2 separate regions of the Homo sapiens genome follow, and region 2 is linked to region 1. A link is a contact called in ENCODE POLR2A ChIA-PET data. All regions are on one chromosome and are shown on one strand. Each heading gives the region's core, a stretch centred on a gene start or an enhancer-like site at or near the end of the contact. The rest is flanking DNA. Distances are from core to core; before and after follow the strand shown.

Region 1 (6,632 bases), core at 3,606-6,105:
CAGAGAGTTGCTTATTAGCTGTCTTTCATTCTTTCCATATTAGACAATTCGAGAAAGGTAGAGACAGTTATTTCATTCTTCTCAGTTCTATTTCTGCTTTCTTAGTGTCTTCATATTCATCAATTCACAAGGGCCCTGAGGTGAGAAAACAGAACAAAAATCTCTCTTTAAACATGTGATCTCTCAAATCTGCCAAACTTGGTGACTTCATGATAATTGTTTCAACCACTTTCTTCTGCTGACCCAATACTTAATACGCCATAAGATTGAAGACATTCTCTTTTATCTGCTGTTCAATTTGCTTGCTCTCCAGCCATTTACCTATAGTTTTCATCATTTTTTCAGAAGTACAACCTTGACAATTCTGGGATCTTCCAATGGTGAGTTTAAACTAACTTGAGCAACTGTCTATGGGGCTTCTAATTATCCCATGAATGAATCCAATAATTGAGTTGAAAATAAATTTCAACCACAACAATACAGTTTTAGCTCGAGGCAGGTTCTGAAGTAGAAACTAAAAATATGAGACTAAAGTATTATTTTAAGGGGCTATTACAGGGAGAAAATGGTAAAATTTTTTTGCCTCTGTCAAGAACTACATGGGGGTTAGCAGCCACATAGTGGCCTGAGGCCTCGGAGGGGATGGCCTCTTTGGCTGTGGCTGTGAACTAGGATCAGCTGAGCCACAACAGTGAATCCCACAACATTCTCTGACACCCCGGACTAACCCCCTGCTCCTACAGACTTTCTGCCCTTGAACTTCACAGCTGCTCTCATCTCCTTTCCAGGTTTGTCAATTCTAGGTTTTCAGCTCACTTTATTCCCTAGCTTAGTTTCTGTTTCTTTATTCATAAAATAATGTTACAAGAATGAATAAGGTAAATATGTAAAACATGAGCATAATACCAGTATACTAGATCACACAAAAAAAATGTTACTTGGTTCATTCATTCATGTAATCACTTAATGTACAAGTAAGTCTTTCCACTAGGTGTGGGAGATATTATGACCAAAAAGTCACAGTGCTTATCCACAATTATTCCACACTACAGAGCAGAGTTTTTGAGCTAGAATCTATGGAACTCTAGGGTATGGATATATATAACTTCAGAAGGTCTGTGAACTTCTGAAATTGTGAGCAGAATAATGTTATGTTTATATGTGCTTTATGTTTTATTTTATAATTATCATTATTTTTTTAGACAGGGTCTCACTCTGCTGGCCAGACAGGAGTGCAGTAGCATGATTACAGTTCACCACAGCCTTGAATTCCTGGGCTCAAGAGATGCGCCCATCTTAGTCTCCTGAGTAGCCAGGACTATAGGATTGTGCCACCACACCTGGCTAATATATTTTTTTAATCTTTTCAATAAAGGTCAGGTTTTGCTATGTTGCCCAGAATTGTCTCAAGCTCCTGGGCTCAAGTGATCCTCCTGCCTCAGCCTCCCAATGTGCTGGGATCATAGGCATGAGCCCCCACACCCAGCCAAGAGTACTTTTCTAAAGAGAGAAGGTCCATTTCTTTCAACAGATCCTCAAAGGGATCTGCATTGTGGTCATTCTTGGTTTTCACCTACCCAGCACGCCTCTCCTGATAACACAACACATTCCTTCCCCTTGAAGAAGTACCATTTGCCATTCTCAATTGATATGGTTTGGATAAGGGCCAATCCCACCACCTGCCTCCAAGATTAGCCCCCATCCAAACCATATGGATTGAGACTGGCCAAGCTGGGCCAAACAAAGCAAAAAGGACATATACTTCCCAACAAAGCTTCAAAACTTGTAGAATTTAAGCCATAAATGTTTATAGCCATCTTTGCCATCATGTGAGGAAGGCTGCCTAAAATAGAATAAGGAAGAAAGCTAAGTCAAAAGCTGAAAAAAGGCAAACTTACAGAACTTTTGTTGAAAGAGTTAATTTCAGCTAAAATTGAGGTCAATTCCAGCCTGGGACTTTTTGGTTACATAAGCAATAAAGTTCTGTCTTCCTGAAATCTGTTAGAATTTTCTTTCCCTCCTTTTCAGTGAGATTCAATCCTGCTAATTCAGTTTAAATCTCCCATACCCACCTCCCCCACTCACCAACAAATAAACAAAACTCCTAGTTTATTGTCCCAGATACTAAGCTATCCAACCCATGGGTTAGGTATTCAACTTAGCTTTATTAATCATAGGGCTCATTACTTTATGTATCCTGAAATACAAACTCCACCCCACCACCAGGCCACAGTTTACCATGCCCCTCATTTTACTTTATCTCCACATCCACTTCTTCCAACCTTGCAGAACCCAAAAACAGAGATCATGTTTTCCTCTAATTGACTCTGAGCCACTTACAGAATCACAAAAGCACCAAAATAGTTTCCTCCCTGTGTTTTCCCTCCATATTCAATATGTCAAAGTGATTATACATCCTGTGTCCCCAATTAACATAGTAGCATTCAATATTTAGTACACTCTGAATACATATTGGTGGAATAAATAAAATAAGCCATGCTGGAACTTTATCTGTTGTTCTTAAAAGAAAGAGAAGCTGCCAGAATTGGAGCTTGATCCAGGGGCTTCCCAGGGGACCATCCTCTAGGGAAGAAGATGTTGGTTTCATAGTTACTTGGTCCATTACAGTTCACAGAGGACAGTGCACACAAAATCAGAAAAGCAGGTGGGCTTATTGCAGTAAACGTGAAGCAATAGCTAGTTTCATTTTGATAGCACAAATTTTAGACCCTACCCTAATGAAACTATAATACATGAATAAAAAATGAAAGTTAATATATGAAAATGAAACCAATCATTACAATAAAAGGATGGGATTGAGGCTATATTTTCTAATTATGAAAAATCTCTTTTATGATATTTAATGTGATTTAAAGGATTTTCAAAACACTTAGTACAAATCTCTATGTAAATATTAATGTTTAAAAAATATTGCAGCCTAGGCAACATAGCAAGGCTCTGTCTCAAAAAAAATATTGCAGACTATTCACTTATGTTACAACATATACTCAAGTGGGAAATTCCCTGGTGACAAAATATCTAGAAAGTATGCCAATAAACACACACACACACACACACACACTTCAATTAAAGGAATGAGCCCATTTAATGAAATGGACTATCTCTTATCATGATATGTAAATAGCATTTCAGTTATAGAAAAAATACTACAAAAATCACTAGAGCAATTTTTTTCATTGCAAGACCTGAACATAAGGTGTATATTTTTGTAACTGTGTTTTTTAGAAAAGAAGAAGTAAAAGAAGAACCACCTGCACCTAGGTGGCAATTCCCCATCACAGGGGGAGGGAGCCAGTCTTGGCCACTGGGCACAGAAGAGACTGCTTAGGAAATCCCTGTGAGCTCTAAAGGAAGTAAGAAAACACAGAAATGCAAAGCTCCAATACTCCCCCACGTATCACAGACTCCTCTAAATTTCCCACTGGGTGTTTCAAGAGTTGGTCCTGGTGAGGTGGGAGGGGGAGACCAAAGGGAAGAGAAAAAAAAAAACAAAGGCCATTTGTGGGGAAGCTGAAAGGACATGGAGGTACAGAGGCAGAAATGGTGGCAGTGACGACATATGGGGCAAATATGCCCAGACCCTCAGCCTCCCCACTGCACCCACACTGTCCACAGGACAATCGGGGCAGGACCTTCATCTGTGTCCTCCGGTTGAGGGGTTGCCTACATAATCTGAAAGAGAAGCGTGAAACTCCAGAAGGGGAAAAAAATGCCTCTTTTGAAGGGGACTTCCCTTGCCAGTGAGGTTTCAGATCATGTTCTGTAACAGCCTACTGGCCTGTGACAGGGCCTCCAGGAAATGAGACAACTCAGATGCAGAGTACTAAGGGAAAAATTTCAGTAGTGGCTTGAGAAAACTAACTGTTGAGTCTGACAAAGCAAAGTTCTAAGATAGTGCGAAGTATAACTAGGGCTGCTTTGAAAAGGAAACCCAGAGAGCAAGGACAGGTGTCGCTTAGTTTTAAAAAATAATTAGAGCTTCTGTTTATTGAAAGCCTACCATGTGTCAGGAGCCTTGCATGCCTTATCTCTTACTCTTACATCAGATGATATGAAATTGACATTATTATCCCCATTCTCATCTGTAAAGTGAGAAAACATACTCAGATAAATTAAGTAAATTAGCCAACATCATCCAGTTCCAGGGCCACGATTCAAGCCAAGGTCCATCCGATACCAATTACTATGCTTCTGCCTTGGCCCTTCTGTCATTAATTCATGTGGTTCACTGTGAAAGTCATGGACTTCTTTAAACCTAGATTTCCCCTTATGACATGGTACAAGTAAGCCTAAAGTTAGATAAAATCATAGCCTATGATGAGCTAATTTAAGCTTCAATCTGTCTCTGTCACTAGCCAGTTCTGTGGAAATGGACAACTCAAGTAACTTCTCCAGGTCTCAGTGTTCCCATCTAAAAAGTGGGGTTGTAGTGGGCCTCTACAGCTCTTGACTTCTATGAGGCACACCGAGTCCTCACATGCCAACATAAAAAAGGAAATTTCAAAATTGTCTTTGTTTTTTAACAAAGTATATGAGGGGATTATTCCAGTTCTCTATGAATAATATATATATTTAAAGAGCCTATGTTTAAAAAATTAAAATGCTTTAAAACATTTTCTAGATGGCCTTACAAATGGAAAAAAAAAGTATTCCTAGCCAACCCTCTGTCAGCAGAAAGGCCACACAGAAAAAAGCAAATCACAATTCTTTACCCCTCTCAGCATAAATCATTACTCACCGTGGGAAAATGATTACTTGCCAGGAAGTAGAACCTATGAATCATTATACTGTTGTCCTCGACCTCTGATAGAGCAAGAATTAGGGGAAAGACTGAAAAGCTGGGGAGTGAACTCTGATTTGACAATAGTTCCACTCATGGCATCGTAAGGCAATGAAAACAGAAAGCTGATCGAGCCGTAGGGCTGTCAAGTCCCGGTGCTGCTGCAGTGCACGTCTGAACCCAGAGCAGAATGACATGGGCCCCTGACTTTCTGAGTCACTCCTTGGGTCTGAGTCTTCACAGCCCCAGAGTCATTTATCAGCAAATAGAAACAATGCCATCCCTGGGCTTGTCCCGACAGTCAACCTACTTGTTAATGCCTGTGTAAGAGATACCCAGCTTGGAAATAGGAGCAAAAGTCACAAGGAAGGGATTAAGTTGCCTAACATCAGCATTCATTTCCTAAAATAAAAACACATGAAAGATAGACACCACAAATATGTGTTCCCTTGTGGTATCAGCAAATATTGTGCTATAATTTCTCTACTGTTGCTAATAAGCTATGGCACACAACTGTAAATTCTTTTTTTTTTTTTTTTTTTTTGATACAGGATCTTGCTCTGCCATGCAGGCTAGAGTGCAGTGGCACAATAATGGCTCACTGAAGCCTCGACCTTTCAGGCTCAAGCAATCCTCCCACCTTGGCCTCCCAAATAGGTAGGATAGGGCAGGTGTGGTGGCTCATGCCTGTAATCCCAGCACTTTGGGAGTCTGAGGTGGGAGGATTGCTTGAAGCCAGGAGTTCAAGACCAAATAGCTAGCACTACAGGCATGAGCCGCCATGCCCAGCTAATTTTTGAGTCAGGGTCTCACTATGTTACTCAGGCTGGTCTCAAACTCCTGGGCTCAAGCGATCCTCCCACCTCTGCCTCCCAAAGTGTTGGGATTACAAGCATGGGAGCCACCTGTAGGTGGGTGAGGAGCAGTGATCCTCCCACCTCTGCCTCCCAAAGTGCTAGGATTACAGACATGGGAGCTACCACACCCAGCTTGCAAATACTTTTTATATTATGTTTTTCTACATGGCCTTTGATGTCTTTAGAAAATGTTTGTTTTAAGCAAGGATCTTTTTGTGACTAAAAGCACAGAAAAATACAACATAGTTAGTATGTTACACACCAAATATACAAAATCCTAGAAACTTATAGAAGGAGATAGGAAAATTGATCTTATAACTAATCTGAATATTGTTCTCTACTTTCCTTAATGTTTTTAAAGGTAGTGAAAGTAAAACTATATTGTTCTGATGATGTAGAAGGGAGAATGTTTAAAATTCCTCCCAGTTTCAGGAGGAGATATTAGAACCTGTCTTTATTATACTGCATTGATTAGAGGGAAGAGGGTATTACAGCCAAAGTGTTACCTAACCATTAGACTTTCACTGTATTTGATCCCACCTTCTTACTAGTTTAAATAAAATTTAAGCATGTACTACCATATATCTATGTTTTTATTTATGAATGACATAATCATTATTAATTTATTGTGAATAATATAAATCATTCATAAAAATTCATCTTTTTAAAGATTATATTTATTAATAATGATACATTTATATATTTTTATTATTCTCTTTTTCTGTACCTCAATAGATCATGTGCACCCCACTTTGGGACCACTGACCTTTTAGCTTGCTTGTCATGATAGAAGTCATCTACTAAAGGAACTCTGGAATGTTTGAGTCTCTAAATAATCTTGTTATAATCCAAAATAGCCTGTTAATTTCAAGATTGATCTTCAGGCGACTAAACTAAGCACTCATAAGAAATCACAAGGTAAAAGAGTTCAGGTCACTGTTTGGTTAGCTTACAAAGAGTTACTTCTATTTCCC
Region 2 (6,732 bases), core at 65-2,564, about 39 Mb after region 1:
TCTTCTAGAAATATATTTAATCTATTAAAATTAAAATTAAGTATTTTTTTCTAGAGTTCTTTTTTAATAATAGAGTCATTACAAAATAGTACAATGCCGAATTGCTAAATTTTTTCATTTTGGGTTATTTCTCAGGTAAAAATAAGTGCATATAGATTTTATTTAGAGGTAGCAACAAAGAGGATAAAAATAAGCATTTGAGTGCATTCCATTCTCTGCAAGCTTTGAAATAAAGGACTATCTAATTCTTCATGAGTTATCGGGAAAAAGTCACCAATTCTTCGATTCTTACAAAATCATCTTAATACTATGGACAAATTCAAGGTTCGTAGTAAAAATTGCTTTTTTTAAAGTCTTCCCTTTCCACTCCAGGCCCTGAGACTGGGTTAACGGGCAAAGGGAGAAAAAATTGGGAAAAAGTAACGTTTTTGTTTGGATGTCCCAGTTGAGTTTGGTCCAATGAGTTGGGGGGGTGTCTCTCCATTTGGCGGGAGTGGGGAGGGAGACCCTGGAACTCCTGAGGGATCGGTGGGGCTGCCCCTCAGGGCGCGGGACACGCGGAGGAGGCGGGAGATAACCGCGAGCGCGATCTCCCGCGCCCGCCAGCAAGGCTGGGACCGCGAAAAATCGGGGAAACTGCCTTTGGCTGTGAGGGTGCGGGGCAGATGTAGAAAAGGGGCGCAGGGGGAGAAGGTGAGGCACCTGGCCAGGCCCTGGGGGCTTCTCGCTCGCAGCCCTGTCACCGCCGGGGGCCCCGGGGTGGGGGAGGGGAGGGGCATTTGGCGCCTATTCAAGCAGGGTGGGGTAGGTGGGTCTTCCGAGGAGGAAAAAGGGCGCCCTGGGATGCCACGACCCGCACCTCCCGGGGCTGGAGTCCACGGTCGGCGTGGGTGGCGGGACCCCGCGGCCCGCCATCCCGCCCCTGCACATCTGGCTCTTCTGGCTTCCCCCCGACACCCAGCCGCCCTCCTCCCGGACCCAGGAACCGCTGCCGCCGCCCGAGGCCGGGCGTGTGGCATGGCCGCGCGTCCAGGCTCCGAGGGACGTCGGGTCAGGGTCTCAGGCTGCGACCCTCCCCGTGCACCCCTCCTGGCGTGCGCGCCCCCCTCGCGACCGCTCCCCTCACTCACTATCCGAGGGTCGAGGGCGCCCGGCGGCTGTCACTGCGCTGGGGCTGGCGCTGCAGGAGCAGCGGGGTGGCCGTAGGGCGCAGCTGCAGGGGCGCCGGCTCATGCCAGCCGACGTGGAGTCTGCCTCAGGTGGAGGAACCGCTCCGGGGGCAGCTGAGCAACCTGCCTGCTTCACAGACCTGTATCTCTTAAAAGGCGCCAGCTGGTACTTTTAAAATCTTTGAATTTGGTGCCTAAATCCGCGCGGTCCAATGAGACGCGTCGCTTGCATGCGCGCACCAATAGGAGGGCAGTGGGTGGGGGCGCCCTCGTCCGCGCCCAATTGGAGGCTGCCGAGGCGGGGCCGAGCCGCGAAGCCCAGCCCCCTTCCAGCTTACCGGCTCCCCACGTCCGGAAAGATGCTACGGCCGGGGGCGGGACCTCCGAGCACGGGGAGGCCGCGGCCCGGCCACACGTGTGGAGGGTCTATCACGCATGCGTGCGCCCGCCAAGATTCCTTCCGCCGTCTTCTGGACCGGCCTCCTGCAAGTCCTAATCTCAGCCCAAATTCAGCGCTGGCTTCCATCTGGAGATCTTTGATGGGTACAAATGGTAGCCGACTTTCTTCGATCATCTCTCGAACGGGAGTTCGGTGAGCAGCAACTCGGCTCGTCCGGGAATCCAGACTTTCCGGAAGACGGACCCTCCCCCCAGTCCAGCTTAGCCCGCCTCTCTAGGATTTACGCGCGCGCTCTGCTCTCCCTCCTAACTCGACCCTCCCCTTGACCCACGCCTCTGCGCAGGCGCCTTGGCGGGCTGTGGCTGCGGAGTTGGCGGGTCGGCGCCTGCGCACTGGAGTCCCCCGCGATTTTTTCCTCCGGGGTGGGCGAGGAGGCTGTGCGGCCTTCCCCAGCGGCTGTAGCAGGAGACCTGCGGCTGCATCTCCCAGGGCCTTCCGGCGGGGCCGAGGGTAGGACCGAGGCACTTCTTCCTTGCAAGCGCGTTTATTTGTATTTTCAACCACACTTCAGACGCTACTGGTTTATAGGAACGTTAAGTTTACTGAGTGTGCAGCTACGCTCCCCTGGGTTTTTGTTCCTTTCCTTAAAGGGCCAGGTGTAGGAGACAGTAGTCCTGCTCCCAAAAAAAGAATAAATAGAAGTGCCCGCCCTCTTGGGCTGGACCCCCGTGGCCAAGGGAGTTTTTAGTGATGGCTGGCATGGACGTCAGTATGAAAGTGTACCGGAGTATTAGTGATGCTTAACTTTTCACAATTTGAATATGCACTTAAGTAGGGCAGTGCATTCCCTGAACTCAGCTTTATGGCTACAGCCCAGTGAAGCAACGGGATGTGAACTCCAAAACGGCGAATCCTCCTTTGCTGTTTCCCTCTGGTGCCTTTCTGCAGCCTCGGAGTGAGTTCTTGGCTGTAGTCAGTTTTCAGTACCGTTAGTGACGAGTCCGGTGGGGCGCGGCCAGGATTAGGATGAATCATACAAGTGCTGGGTGGATCCTGTCTTTACCTAAAATTTTGATAATTAGTTGTGGGGCGCGGCCAGGATTAGGATGAATCATACAAGTGCTGGGTGGATCCTGTCTTTACCTAAAATTTTGATAATTAGTTCATCATGGGTTTTTTGCCTTTTTCATTTTTAAAAATGTTAAAATAGTGTCACTCTTGATGACTTAAATTTTTTTCATCCCCGTAAACGCACCTGAGGCCTGTGCTTCCTTGCCTCACCCTAACCTGGCCCTGGGGCTAGATCCTGGAGATTCAGGGTTGAAAAGACAAAGTCCTGTCCTTTAGGGAGTTTACAGAGACCAATGGGAAAGAAGTTGACAGTGAACAATTTCAGAACACGAAAGAGGATATGAAAGAATGTAATCGGGGGTAGAGAATGCAGATTAGTATAGGTTAAGGATTTTGGATGGTCAGGACGCTTTCTGAGGCTTTGAACCCAGATGCGTTGAACTGGCAATGCAGGGCTGCATAATAAGCAGAGGGAATAATAAGCAGAGGGAATGCCTGACTACGACTTAGTGAACAAGAGAGAGAGGAGATGAGGTTAGAGAGGTAGGCAGAAGCCAGATCCTGTGGGACCTTGTAGTTTTTCCATGCAGAGTTTAGACTTTCTTCTGATTGCAGTGGTTAGCTGTTGGAAGGATTTTGGCAAGGTAGTTATTTGTTGATAGAATATTGAAATTATAATAGCTTTTTTATGTAAAAAAAAGAATGTAAATGTTAGCCTTTCATTCTCACAATAGGTTAGCATTATTTTCAGTGTACAATGGTCGTGCTTCTCAGTGTGAGTTAATTCTCACTGTGGCTACCAAAACCACACAGCTAGTAAGCGGAGATTCGAGTGCCCGTCTGCAGGATTCAAAAAGTCCATGTCCTTTCCTCTTATGCTATGCTAGCCTATAACACTATCTGCTGGAGTCCTGGTTGGTTTTAGTACATTTCACATTACTTCACAGTTTGACCTTAGAGATAATTGTATTCACCTCTTCTATTTTCAGATGCTGGCATAAATACAAAATTCGAAGCAGGCAAGGTTTCTCATTACATTAGTTTTTATTTGTATTTTTTTGAGACTGAGTCTCGCTCTGTAGCCCAGGCTGGAGTGCAGTGGCGCGATCTTGGCCCGCTGCAGTCCCTGCCTCCTGGTTCAAGCGGTTCTCCTGCCTCAGCCTCCCAAGTAGCTGGGATTATAGGCATGCGCCACCACGCCTGGCTAATTTTTATATTTTTAGTAGAGACGGGGTTTCACCTTTTTGTCCAGGCTGGTCTTGAACTCCTGATCTCAACTGATCCATCCACCTCGGCCTCCCAAAGTGCTGGGTGGCATGAGCCACCGAGCCTGGCTCATTAAATTAGCTGAGCATCTGGAATATAACCTTTGGATCTTATCCTCAGCTTAGATTTGTTCTTCAGCAGTTTTTTTATTCTCTAGAAAAAGGCTGATATATTATTGGAGAAATCAAAATTTCTGTCATAATGTAATATAAAGAACCAAGCATGTTTTGTTGCATGCTAGAATAATTTGTTAGGTTTTTTTTTTCAGCTTATTGGGTTACTGCATCATTGACATTAAATAATGTTTGAGCTTTAATTATTATATTATTCATAACTGTCGATAGGTTCAGTTCACTGGCACCTGTTAAAATTCTCATCTAAGTGAGAAAGTTAGGGCCACTCTGGCGGGGTGTGGTGGCTCATGCCTGTAACCCCAGCACTTTGGGAGTCAGAGGCAGGAGGATTGCTTGAGCCCAGGAGTCAACATGGTGAAACCCCATCTCTACCAAAAACAAAAAAAGCAAAAATTAGCCAGGCATGGTGGTGCATACCTGTAGTCCCAGCTACTTGGGAGGCCGAGGTGGGAGGATGGCTTGAGCCCAGAGGCAGAGGTTGCAGTGAGCTGAGATCGCATCACTGCACTCCAGCCTGGCGACCAAAAAATAAAGGGCAAGGGGACATTCTGAATTTTACTAGAAGCCAATAGATGTATACACCTCATTTTTCAAATCAGCATCAATCAGTTGTTGGGTGTTTAGGTGGAACATGAAGTGCAGAGAGAACTGCCCTCATTCTTTCGTAAAATTCTTATCGCAGACCTATCACATGCAAAACAATGGGATATATGGAAATAAATGGGACATGACACCTGCCCTTGTGCTTATTATCTGTGGGCTTGCCACATAATAGCCATAATAGGTGTTCAGTAAATAATTTCTGAATACCAATCAGGCATATCTGTGGGGGTAAGGTGTATAAAATAAAGCTATGTGGAACACTGGATGAGTCAAATACATTTAAATTTGTGGAAATTTTGGCCGGGACTGGTGGCTCACACCTGTAATCCCAGCACTTGGAAGGCCTAGGTGGGCAGATCACCTGAGGTCAGAAGTTCAAGACCAGCCTGGCCAACATTGTGAAACCCCATCTCTACTAAAAATACAAAAAATTGGCCAGGCATGGGGGCGGGTGCCTGTAATCCCAGCTACTTGGGAGGCTGAGGCAGGAGAATCATTTGAACCTAGGAGGCGGAGGTTGCAGTGAGCCGAGATCACGCCATTGCACTCCAGCCTGGCCAGCAAGAGTGAAACTCCATGTCAAAAAGAAAAAAAAAAATTGTGGAAATTTTCATAGAAAAAAAGGAGTTACTTCTATGTACCAGGATAAGGGAATAATCTGTAGGACAGGGTTTCTTAACCTCAGCACATTTTTGGCCAGATAATTGTTGTAGGATGTTTAGCAGCATCTCTTTTATTCCATCTTCCAGTTGTGGTAACTGTCTCTAAACGTTGTCAGATGTCTCCTGCGGGGGCAAAAGACCCTCTGGATGAGAACCATGGCTGTAGGGGATGTCTTCTGAAGAAATGGGCACAAAGGAGGCCTACAACATAAAGAACAAAATAAGGGAAAGGGTAAATGCAGTTGCATTTATCAGGATAATTTAATTTGATGTGGCATGGGGGGTGGTGTATAAAGTGAGCTAATACAAAATGATGCTGGATACAGATCATGGATGTATTGTATACACAGTGGAAAGCTGGTTTTATTTGGGAGACAATGGGAGCTTTTACATTGTTGAGCAAAGGAGTGACGAGATCAGTCTTGCTTTTTAGAAAGATTAGTTTGGCAGTTACTTATTTGTAACCAGAATTAGACAGCAAATCGGATGCAGGGGAGAAGTCAGGTGACTATTAGTCTGCGAAGTAATTCTGGACAAGAGCAGTGGTAATGGAATTGAAAAGGATTAAAAGTGTTTACCAGGTTTTAGCAATAAATCCAATGCGAGGAAGAGGAACGTAAGATGACATTTTAAATTTGAGAGTGGTAGTACCATTAAAAACTAATGAATTTTGATTAACTAGTGCTTTAGGCCCTTTGAAATTATTTTGAATTTTGGTTCTTTCTGAACAATGCACCAGATTTCTAGACAAATACTTAAGGTGTTTTTAGACATCTATTTAGTGCCTATTATAGCATGGTGTTAGCTTCCGAAGAGACAAGAATGATGAAAATACAATCTTATCCATTAGTGGCATTGTGAGAGGTCTAGCAGTAACTTGTTCATCCTATGCCCTGATCCACCCTTTCTCATTTCCTTATTAAGCACACAATACTGAGACCAGAATAAAGCAGTGCATTTACTACCTTGTGAAGAATGTTCAGGTGTTCAGGTATGGTATCTTCATTTTGTGCTGCTATAACAGAATACAGGAGACTGGGTAATTTGTAAGGAACAGAAATGTATTTCTCACAGTTCTGGAGGATGGGAAGTCTAAGATCAAGGAGCTGGCACTTGTTGACTAGGGCTTTCTTGCTGTGTTCTCACATACAGAAGGCAAGCTAGCAGGATGCTCCCCGAAACCTCTTTTATTATGGGCCTTCATCCCAGTCCTAAGAGAATCCCTCATGGCCTAGTGATCTCTTAAAGACCCCACCTCTTGATGCTGTCACATTGGCAACACTTGAATTTGAGGGGACACATACAAGCCATAGCAAACTGAACATTTCTCCCATGCCAGATAGCACCATGTTCTTTGTCAGTAGGTGGTGGTAGAGGGGCACTGCAGGATAAAGGGGCTTCTTTCACTTCTAAGATGATACTGTGAC

What was found. ChIA-PET counts read pairs that join two places held with the same protein, here RNA polymerase II (POLR2A).
Region 2: POLR2A ChIA-PET joins it to region 1 with 10 read pairs in activated CD4-positive, alpha-beta T cell. The contact joins the promoter of FBXO5 here to the enhancer-like site in region 1. POLR2A ChIA-PET finds 5 or more read pairs at or near these places in 2 of 52 experiments (CD4-positive, alpha-beta memory T cell and activated CD4-positive, alpha-beta T cell).

Annotation. Positions count from the first base shown.
Region 1 is chr6:113,627,541-113,634,172 of GRCh38, forward strand. LINC02541 (long intergenic non-protein coding RNA 2541) reads right to left here. Exons shown (of 3, transcript NR_125844.1): 2 at 1-135. Among named protein-coding and RNA genes, the nearest start is that of LINC02541, 19 kb to the right of the region's middle. RefSeq lists enhancers at 3,436-3,735, 3,756-3,895, 4,766-4,815. Within about 2 kb of position 4,856, at least 26 of the 41 ENCODE cell types and tissues checked have a DNase peak (open chromatin) inside an H3K27ac peak, as active enhancers do.
Region 2 is chr6:152,981,727-152,988,458 of GRCh38, forward strand. It overlaps FBXO5 (F-box protein 5), which reads right to left and starts at 1,315. Exons shown (of 5, transcript NM_012177.5): 1 at 1,131-1,315. The coding sequence starts at 1,233. It overlaps MTRF1L (mitochondrial translation release factor 1 like), which reads right to left. Exons shown (of 7, transcript NM_019041.7): 7 at 5,636-6,732. RefSeq lists silencers at 749-818, 1,299-1,618 and enhancers at 1,649-1,868, 2,159-2,278, 2,809-2,908.